2 separate regions of the Homo sapiens genome follow, and region 1 is linked to region 2. A link is a loop called in an ENCODE intact Hi-C map of the cell type or tissue named here. Cell type or tissue: CD4-positive, alpha-beta T cell. All regions are shown on one strand. Each heading gives the region's core, and the rest is flanking DNA. Links, peaks and the distances in the headings are about the cores only.

Evidence for each region. Hi-C counts contacts between places; a loop is a spot of excess contacts. Peaks named below come from ENCODE experiments on the same cell type or tissue, not always from the same donor. Only the 100,000 strongest peaks of a DNase experiment are listed, where the experiment ranks them.
Region 1: a loop joins it to region 2, with 27 times the contacts of the local background. A loop is called at or near these places in 6 of 110 quality-filtered maps.

The regions. Positions count from the first base shown.
Region 1 is chrX:46,379,599-46,385,003 of GRCh38, forward strand. No RefSeq gene overlaps it. Among named protein-coding and RNA genes, the nearest start is that of LINC01186, 55 kb to the left of the region's middle. In CD4-positive, alpha-beta T cell, for the core only: no CTCF peak of the experiment used is centred there; a DNase peak (open chromatin) is centred at 2,223.
Region 2 is chrX:46,639,145-46,644,549 of GRCh38, forward strand. SLC9A7 (solute carrier family 9 member A7) reads right to left here. Exons shown (of 17, transcript NM_001257291.2): 12 at 4,092-4,245. Among named protein-coding and RNA genes, the nearest start is that of CHST7, 68 kb to the left of the region's middle. In CD4-positive, alpha-beta T cell, for the core only: a CTCF peak has its summit at 3,228; a DNase peak (open chromatin) is centred at 3,177.

The DNA of each region.
Region 1 (5,405 bases), core at 287-5,286, 260 kb before region 2:
GCCCCTGGAAGGCAGAGAATATGTTCCAAGTATGAAGTCTGGCACTTAATGGGAGCTCAAAAAAAAGGATTATGTATTAAACAAAAGTTTGTTAACAATAGCCAGACCATCCAATACGTTCCATTAACAAGGTTTTTTCCATAGGAGATTTTCTTCTTTTCAGAGACAAAATGTGGACATTATAAATTATATTATATAATATCAGGGATCAGAAAACTTTTTCCAAAAAGGGCCAGATAGTAAATATTTTAGGCTTTGTGGACCATAAGGTCTCTGGCAGCCATAGAAAATACATAAACAAGGCTGGGTGCGGTGGCTCACGCCTGCAATCCCAGCACTTTGGGCAGCCTAGGTGGGAGGAACAATTGAGGTTAGGAGTTTAAGACCAGCCTGGCCAACATTGTGAAAAACCCTGTATCTACTAAAAATACAAAAATTAGTTGGGCGTGGTGGCACGCATATGTAATTCCAGCTACTAGGGAGGTTGAGGCAGGAAAATCGCTTGAACCCTGGAGGCAGAGGTGGCAGTGAGCCAAGATTGTGCCACTGCACTCTAGCAGCCTGGGTGACAGAGCAAGACCCTATAGAAAGAAAGAAAGAGAGAAAGAAAAAGAAAGAGAGAAAGAAAGAAAGGGGATAGATAAAGAAAGAAAGAAAGGAAGAAAGAAAGAAAGGAAGGAAGAAAGAAAGAAAGAGAAAGAAAGGAAGAAAGAAAGAGAAAGAAAGAAAGAAAGAGAAAGAAAGGAAGAAAGAAAGAAAGAAAGGAGGGAGGGAGGGAAGGAAGAAAGAAAGTGGGAGGGAGGGAGATAGAGAAAGAAAAAGAAAGAAAGAAAGAAAGGAAGGAAGAAAGAGGGAGGGAGGGAGATAAAGAGAGACAAAGAAAAGAAAGAGAAAGAAAGAAAAATAAATAAATAAATAAATTACATAAACAAATGGACACTGCTGTATTCCAATAAAACTTTATCTATAAAAGCAGAGAGTGGGCTGGATGTGGCCCATGGGCTATAGTTTGCCAACCTGGTATTAAATCATAACATCAAAATTAGCAGGCACGATGGCTGCTGCGTTCTTCAGCTTCTCCTTTCACTAAGGCAGACAAAACACTCTCCAGTTAGGATCAAAACACACTCATTCCCATACTTCAATAAACGGCTTCTCAGTGCTGATGTCGGTTCCTGCTGGAGGGATCCAAAAATAAATATGTGAAACTCACTTGTGAGAGTCCACTACATAAATATTTGACATTCTGCAGTATCATTTCCTTCCTCTGTATTTCTCAGTTTATAGCTCGTTGATTTTTAAACTTCATTTCCTAATTTTTTAGCATTAAAAACTAGATTCTGTTTTCAGAGTGGTGTGCCATTCCACAAATATATAACATTTTCCTCTTCTAATGAATTCCTTTCTAATTGAGAAAAAATAAATCAGAATACTGAATTGAATATTCATTATAGTCTAAACTATATAACAAATGTTCACAGAATTGGTAAGTGAATATTTTTCAGTACTATAAAGAAAAATTTTATTTCGGTGGAAAACTCTGTATCATCTGTAGCACATATTTCTGGTTTATCAGATTCTGGTCCTGTTCATTATCTTTGAACTATTGTGCATCACTTTATAAATTGAAGGAAACTGATATATATCATACAAACTCTGTCTTGTCTGATGGAGATTTAGTTGACTTTCTCTTCCTCAGGAAACACCAGTTAGGGTTCCTACCTGCAAATTAGACTGGATCCTGCTACCTTGCCCAGATTCTTGGTCAGTTGTTTAACAAACTTTCAGTTCTTTCCGTTTTCTTCAATATCTGGCTACGACCCTTCAAACGAACATTTCCAATTTTTCTCTCTCCTGCCTGACTCCTGAATCACCAAGAACTAAAACCTGACTGCCCAAAACCCTATTGAGATGCTGGACTTCCTTGCACTTGACCTTTTCCTCCAGGACTTAAAGAAACCTTGCAAATCGAATCCCAAAAACTTGATATAAACCTCAAAGGACTCACTCTCACAGATGACCATGCATGGGCTGGAATTTCTGTCTGAACAAACCACTGCCTTGACCACTAAGAAATCCAAAGAAATGCCCAGGTCATATACACACACTCTTACATGAGTAGTAGCCACAACCATGGACAATATTATCAAGAGCATAGACATCCTAGCTTGAGAGCATCAAGAAAATCAGCTGTGCTGCCTAACCAACTGGTGCTCTCATAATTTGGGCCTGCAGAGGGAGCGCATGTGCCGTAGCCAGAAGCAACCACTATACCTTTGTTCCCCAAAACTCTGATATCTTAATCACATTAGAGATGCCAACAAAGAAATTTGCTGAATATCTTCAATTCTCCTGATTCTTAATCTGAAGAGTTTCCTCTATCCATTTCTTGGAATCCAGTAGCCTGGTTGCCCTCAGGGTTCAACTCCTAGCTCTTTATAGGTTAACATAACCTTTTATTTTTATATCAGTGTTTCTGTATTTTACTTTAAGCATCCCTCTTTTGAAATGCCTGATTTCTAGGCCCCTAAAACAATTTACCTTTGCTACCGCCTCTCAAAAGATAGATCAACTGATTTTACCGGACATTGCTGTGGGGGAGAAAAAATAAATTTCTCTTTACCCTTCACCATTCTTAACTGGGACTTCCTGTAACAAAAGGCAGATTCCTGGCCGGGCGCAGTGGCTCACACCTGTAATGCCAACATTTTGGGAGGCTGAGGAGGGCAGATCACTTGAAGTTAGGAGTTTGAGACCAGCCTGGCCAACATGATGAAACCCCGTTTCTACCAAAAATACAAAAATTAGCCGGGGGTAGTGGCAGGCGCCTGTAATCCCAGCTACTCGGGAGGCTGAGGCAGGAGGCAGAGGTTGCAGTGAGCTGAGATTGCACCACTGCACTCCAGCCTGGGTGACAGAGTAAGACTCCGCCTCAAAAAAAAAAAAAAAATTAACAAGAGAAAAAAACAGAAGTTTATTAATACATATGTTGACAAAGATTCTTTGCTTGGTCAAACTTTACTCAGGCTTTTGAACCTTCTGCTAGGCCCATCTGTGCACTTCTCTGTAAAATTCAGTTTTAGCAAAAACTCTGCTAAGTCAGTTTAGCAAGAATCCCCCAGCCTTGACATCTGATCGAGTTCCTCATACTCCACCATCCCCCAGGTGATATCTGTTCACCCTGGCCTGTCCTCAGCAAGAATCCTGTTAGATCAGTTGAACCAGAATCTACATTACTCTTGATGTTCCCCTTAGTCGTTGTCCATCCACAGACCCCCACACTGCTCCTTGGCCATAAATTCCCACCTGCCCAGGCTGTATTCAGAGTTGAGTCCAATCTCTCTGCCCTGCTGCAAGGCCCTGTTGCAGTGGTCTCTATAAATACCATGATGGTCTTGGGTAAAGTATTCCTTACAGTGCTTTAACAAGTAACATTAAGTATTTTTTCTTTAACAATATCTTGGGCCAGGTGTGGTGGCTCATGCCAGTAATCCCAACACTTTAGGAGGCCAAGGCAAGAGGATTGTTTGAGCCCAGGAGCTCAAGACCAGCCTGGCCAATATAGAGAGAACCCATCACTACAAAAAATTTTAAAAATTATCCAAGCGTGGTAGCACACGCCTGTAATCCTAGCTACTTGCAGAAGGATGCTTGAGCCCAGGAGGTTGAGGCTGCAGTGAGCAAAGATTGTGTCACTGCAGTGCAGCCTGGGCAACAGAGTGAGACCCTGTCTCAAATATATAATATATACTATATAGTATATATTAATATATTATATATTTTTATATATAGTATATATTCATATATATTATATATTTTTATATATAGTATATATATATTATATATTTTATATATAGTATCTATAAATACATATTATATATTTTATATATAGTATATATATTATATATTTTACATATAGTATCTATAAATATATATTATATATTTTACATATAGTATCTATAAATATATATTATATATTTTATATATAGTATCTATAAATATATATTATATATTTTATATATAGTATCTATAAATATATATTATATATTTTATATATAGTATATATATTAATATATTATATATTTTATATATATTATATATTTTATATATAGTATATATATTAATATATTATATATTTTATATATAATATATTAATATATTATATATTTTATATTATATATTTTATATATAATATATTAATATATTATATATTTTATATATAATATATTAATATATTATATATTTTATATATAATATATTAATATATTATATATTTTATATATAATATATTAATATATTATATATTTTATATATAGTATCTATAAATATATATTATATATTTTATATATAGTATCTATAAATATATATTATATATTTTATATATAGTATCTATATTAATATATATTATATATTTTATATATAGTATCTATAAATATATATTATATATTTTATACATAGTATCTATAAATATATATTATATATTTTATACATAGTATCTATATTAATATATATTATATATTTTATACATAGTATCTATAAATATATATTACATATTTTATACATAGTATCTATATTAATATATATTATATATTTTATACATAGTATCTATATTAATATATATTATATATTTTATACATAGTATCTATAAATATATATTATCTATTTTATACATAGTATCTATAAATATATATTATATATTTATACATAGTATCTATAAATATATTATATATTTTATACATAGTATCTATATTAATATATATTATATATTTTATACATAGTATCTATATTAATATATATTATATATTTTATACATAGTATCTATATTAATATATATTATATATTTTATACATAGTATCTATATTAATACATATTATATATTTTATACATAGTGTCTATATTAATATATATTATATATTTTATACATAGTGTCTATATTAATATATATTACATATTTTATACATAGTGTCTATATTAATATATATTATATATTTTATACATAGTGTCTATATTAATATATTATATATTTTATACATAGCATCTATATTAATATATATCATATATTTATACATAGTATCTATATTATTATATTAATTATATATATTAAATATATATAATTATGTATAATTATGTATATATTAAATATATAATTATATATAATATATAATTATAATATATAATTATAATATATATTATATATTTTAATTTATAGTTTATATATTAAAATATATTATACATATTAATATATTATATATTAATATATAGTATACATGAGAGAAAATTTAGAGAAATTAGTAAATATCCAGAGTAGATCTCAAAGAAAGAGTATAAACTTCAAGCATGAATACCATTGTTTGCTGAAACTAATAAGGGTGTGGGGAAATCCCACGCCAAGACAGATTGCCAGG
Region 2 (5,405 bases), core at 303-5,302:
AAAATTCAATACCTGTTCATGAAAAAAACTCTCAGAAAACTAGCAATAGGTAGGAACTTCCTCAACTTGAAGATGAACATCTACAAAAACCCTATAGCTAATATTATAGTTAATAAGGCAAGACCGAATGCTTTCCTCTTTTTTTTTTTTTTTTTGAGATGGAGTCTCGCTCTGTCGCCCAGGCTGGAGTGCAGTGGCGTGATCTCAGCTCACTGCAAGTTCTGCCTCCTGGGTTCACGCCATTCTCCCGCCTCAGCCTCCCAAGTAGCTGGGACTACAGGCACCTGCCACCACTCCAAGCTAATTTTTTGTATTTTTAGTAGAGACAGGGTTTCACCATGTTGGTCAGGCTGGTCTCGAACTCCTGACCTTGTGATCCGCCCACCTCAGCCTCCCAAAGTGCTGGGATTACAGATGTGAGCCACCGTCCCTGGAAAATGCTTTCCTCTTAAGATCAGAAACAAGATGAGGATGTCCATTTATACCACTCTTATTCTACATAGTAGTGAAAATCCTAACCAGAGCAATAAGGCAAGAAAAGGACACAAAAGGTACACTGGTTGAAAAGGAAGGAAAAAAAAAAAACTGTGGCTATTTACAAATACCATGATGGTCTATATGGTCTATGTAGAAAATTCAAAAGAATCTACCAAAAAAAAAAAAAAGGACCAAAACACTTTCAGAACTAAAGAACTAGTAAGTGAGTTCAGCAGTAAGGTGACAGGATACAAGTACTAACAAAACATGTACAGGACTTGGTTGCTGAAAACTGCAAAAATCGAATGAAAGAAATCAAAGAAGTTCTAAATAAATGGAGAAATATATCATGTTCATGGATTGGAAGATTCAACATAATAAAGATGTCAATCTCCCCAAAAATTAATGTAAAGGTTTAACATAATTCCTATGAAAGACCCAGCAAGATTTTTTTTACATGTAGACAAATTTATTCCAAAATTTATATGGAAAGGAACTAGAATAGCCATAACAATAAAGTGGGAGGAATCACTCTGATGCTAAGGTTTGCTGCGTAAGTATAGTCATCAAGACAGTATGGTCTTGGAAGGATAGACACATAAACCAATAGAGCAGTGCAGAAAGACACCCCCATGCATAGAGACAACTGATTTTTGACAAAGGAGCAAAATTAATTCAATGGAGTAGGATAGTCTTTTTAACATATTATGCTAGAACAACTGGATAGCCATTGGCAAATAAAACCTCAACCTAAACCTCACATCTTATATAAAAATTAACTCAAAATGGATCACAGACTTAAATGTACAGTGTAAAACTAAAAAGCTTTTAGAAGATAACGCAGAAGAAATCTTCAGGCCTAAGGCTTGGTGGAGTCCTTAGACATGATACCAAATGCATGACCCATAAAAGAAAAAAAATGATAAATTATAAATTAAAACTTCTGCTCTATGAAAGACCCTATTAAAAGGATTAAAAGACAAGCTACACACTGGGAAAAAATATTTGCAAACCATGTATCTGACAAAAGACTACAGTCTAGAATAAAGAACTCTAAAAACTCAACAAAGAAACAAACAATCCAATTTAAAAATGGACAAAAGACTTGAACAGATATTTCACCAAAGAAGACATATAAATGGTAAATAAACACATGAAGTCATGCTTAATATCATTATCTATGAGAGAAATGCAAATTAAGACCACAATGAGATATTCCCACATACCTATTGGAACAGCTGAAATGAAATACCCTGACAATACCAAATGCTGGGGGGGATGCTGAGAAACTGGATCCCTCATACACTGCTGGTGGGAATGTACAATGGTACAGCCACTCTGGAAAACAGTTGGCAGTTTCTTATAAAACTAAACACGTTTACTATCCAACACAGAAGGCACACTCCTGGGCATCTATCTTGCAGAGGTAAAAATTTATGCCCATGCAAAAACCTACACAAGAATATTCACAGTGGCTTTATTTATAATAGCCTAAAACTTGAAACTATCCAAATGTCCTTCGAGGGGTAAATGGTTAAATTAGTGGCTGGAGCCACTAATTAGGCAGCAGGGACCAGAGGAGGAATGTGGCAGGCCCACCTTGGAATGCTACTCTGCAATAAAACAGAACAAACTTGATACATGAACAACCTACATGGATCTCCAAGGCAGTTACAACAGCAAAATGTCAAAAGTCAACTCTCTACTCTCAATGGAAAATTATTTGGTCCCGTATATGTTTGAGGGGTGGGGGAGAAAAGGATTTATAAACTAGCATGAAAAACAAACATGATTTAATGAGGCTCTGAGCATCCAGAGCATCTACTAGGTGACCAGACAAACAGGAGCAGGAAGTAATCTCAGAGGTCACCAAATGCAAAGATTCTCAACTGTGTAGAGGGTAAACCTTTTTTCTTGCCCTAATTCTGCTACATAGAACAAAGATGGTACCATCTTATGTCTTAAGTTTAAAAGTAAGAGACTGTAAATTTTCTTCAGGTTTATATTCTCAAAGATGGATTCTTTTCCTTAATCCAACCCTTGAGATTCATGCCAGGAAACTGAAATTCTAACCTTCCCAAATTTTATAACTCTTCTTACAGGCAGTATAGCACAGTGGTTAAGAGTGTGGACTCTGTGGTATGAGTGCCTAGGTTCAAATCCTAGCTTGTCCACTTAAAGCTCTGTGACCTTGGGCAAATTACTGCTTTGTGCCTCAGTTTCCCCAACTCTAAAATTGAGATAATAGTCCTATCTCCCTTATAAGAATGTTATGAGAATTATCTTAATATATGTATGGTATCTGGAACAATGCCTGCAACGTAAGTGTTACTTATTATTATGACTAACACTGATAAACCCCATATTGGTTCTGCAGACCCACCTGGATCTCAGGCAGAGATACACTAGCCCAGAAATGGTGAAGCTGGCAGTGGAAGTGGAAGTGGCAGTGGCTGGCAGCAGAAGTGGCAGCCCAGGAATCTCTGCCTAACATCTATACAAAAACCCCAGACACAGGAGATGATTCTCTCAAATTTTAGTTTCTTCCCCCCAACCCCAAGGATGACTGGGAGATCTCTGTTCATTTTCTCTCCTCCAAGCTATGTACGCTCTGCAGCTGTGTCGGGCATTCTACAGTCTAGAGAATACAAACTAAAAAAGCCAGCAGAGAAAGAAAAACCATTGCCACCTTGTGGCTTTTCAGAGAATTTTTATTCACACCTTTGCACTACCCAAGTGTCTTCTTGTTCCAGAACACGGTCACCCTCTGCAGACCTGAAACTGTGGCAAGTGGCCAGAGCACATCCAGTGATGTGCAGCACGACACCTACAGCTGAAGTGCCCTTGAAATCACCTGGCAGAGTGTCTTCACTTAACACTGAGGAAACCTGAGGCCCAAAGACATGAGGGGCTTGTCTTTAACCCAAGCCAGAGTTGGGCTGTGGGTCTCTTGAACCTTATTTCCAGTGACCTCTTTACCATAAGATGCTGGAGCTCACAAACACAATTTGGAATTCAAGCGCTCTTGAAAAAGTCAAACTCGTATCAGTGCTCCTTCTGTCCTGACACAGCTACAAAGCCACAGGCAGAGGACATCCATGAAACTGCAACAGGTGAGGGTTACCCAGGAAATGTCACCTCTTTTGTACACTCAAGCAAGAAGAGACAGCATACAGCTTCATGCTAAAATAAAACTCTAATTGCCTCTATTTCTGGCTGGTGAGCTTATTCTTCAGAGTCTGGATTTCATTTCAAAGGAACATGAAATACTGGACTCTGCCAGGGGCTCTTGGTCTATTTTCTCTCCCGCAGCTTTAAGACTTTTTAAATTTTTGCTCTAATGTCACTGTTCTAGCAAGATCCAGGCACTTCTCATTCTTTGTATGTTTGCACTGACAAAAATTTTTAATGACTACATTTTTTCTCCTGGAAAACCCCATACTCCAAACTTTTACTTATTGTTTTAAAAAAAATTGTTAATCCCCCCTCACAAACAAAACCAAAGACTGTAAAAGGTTTCCATGAACTAAAGTAGCACATCCTGCACAGGTTGTTGAACATTCTCAGGAACGGTGACAACTGACATACTCAATTAGCCTTGGTTCCAAACCAACCTGATGTTAAGCCATGACAACATGGGTGTCGTGCCTCCTCCAATGATCCAGACAGTGAAGAACACAATGAGAAGGGTGGTCGTGAACATCATCTGGCGAGCATAGGATGCCGTGTCACGGATGGCCAACGCAAATGCCATTGCTCCCCTGAGGCCTGCGGGGACCAAAGAAGAAGATCTACTTATAAGGATTAAATGACAATGTTGTCTCAAAATGCACTGCTGCCATTTGGGGCTAATAAACTCTATTCATTCATGCTTCAGGGGCCAAGTTGTTTTACTCAGAAAGAAGAACCTTAAAGGCATGATTTTCTTTTATTTGATGCTGTCTTTTGCAAAACTCCCCAACACAATGAAAAAGCATTGTACTGCTTTGTACAGCACTTTTTCAGAATAATAACACTCCTATTACTTACATGATTCTGCTAGTAACATGAAGTAAAATATAAATAAGTAAAAAATAATATAAGCTAAAACTGTGATCCCAACACAACCCAAGCACTACACAGTCAATATAAATTTAAAAAACAGGCTAGGTACGAGTATGTCAAATTTGTGGAAAACAGTTCAGCATTTCCTTAGCAAAAGGGGAAACCACACAGAGAAGTGAAAACATAACCCAATCTACATCAGGGGTGGTCAACTCTTTCTGTAACCGGCCAGATATTATAGATTTTAGGTTTTGTGGGCCAAGAGGCAAAATCAAGAATATTATGTGGGTACTTAGATCAAAGGGACGAACATTTCCACAAATGTTTACTATCAAAAATCAATAATAATAATTGAGGCCACTTTGTTGTAATACAGGTCTAATAATGAAAAGAGGGAAATTCTTTCTGGAGGGGATATTTTGCTTAACTGTTGTTTCAAAGTCAGTGTTGTCTACATCAAATAGAGTACAAATATTCATCTGTATAAGACATTCTTAGCTCACGGGCTATGTGAAGACAGGCAGTGGCCAGATTTGGCCCAGGGGTTGTAGTTTGCTGGTACCTGATCTGCATTAATGGATTTAAGATTAATACCATCAGTTTAATGTTTTGGAGTTCATCCTTCTAAGCTCTTTTGTTCCTTTCCCATATCACGCTCATAATTTATTTTATAGTAAAGACTGAATCTGGCCGGGTGTGGTGGCTCACACCTATAATCCCAGCATTTTGGGAGGCCAAGGTGGGTGGATCACCTGAGCTCAGGAGTTTGAGACCAGCCTGGCCAACATGGTGAAACACTATCTCTACCAAAAATACAAAAATTGGCCAGGCATGATGGCATGTGCCTGTAGTCCTCTGCTACTTGGGAGGCTGAGGTGGGAGAA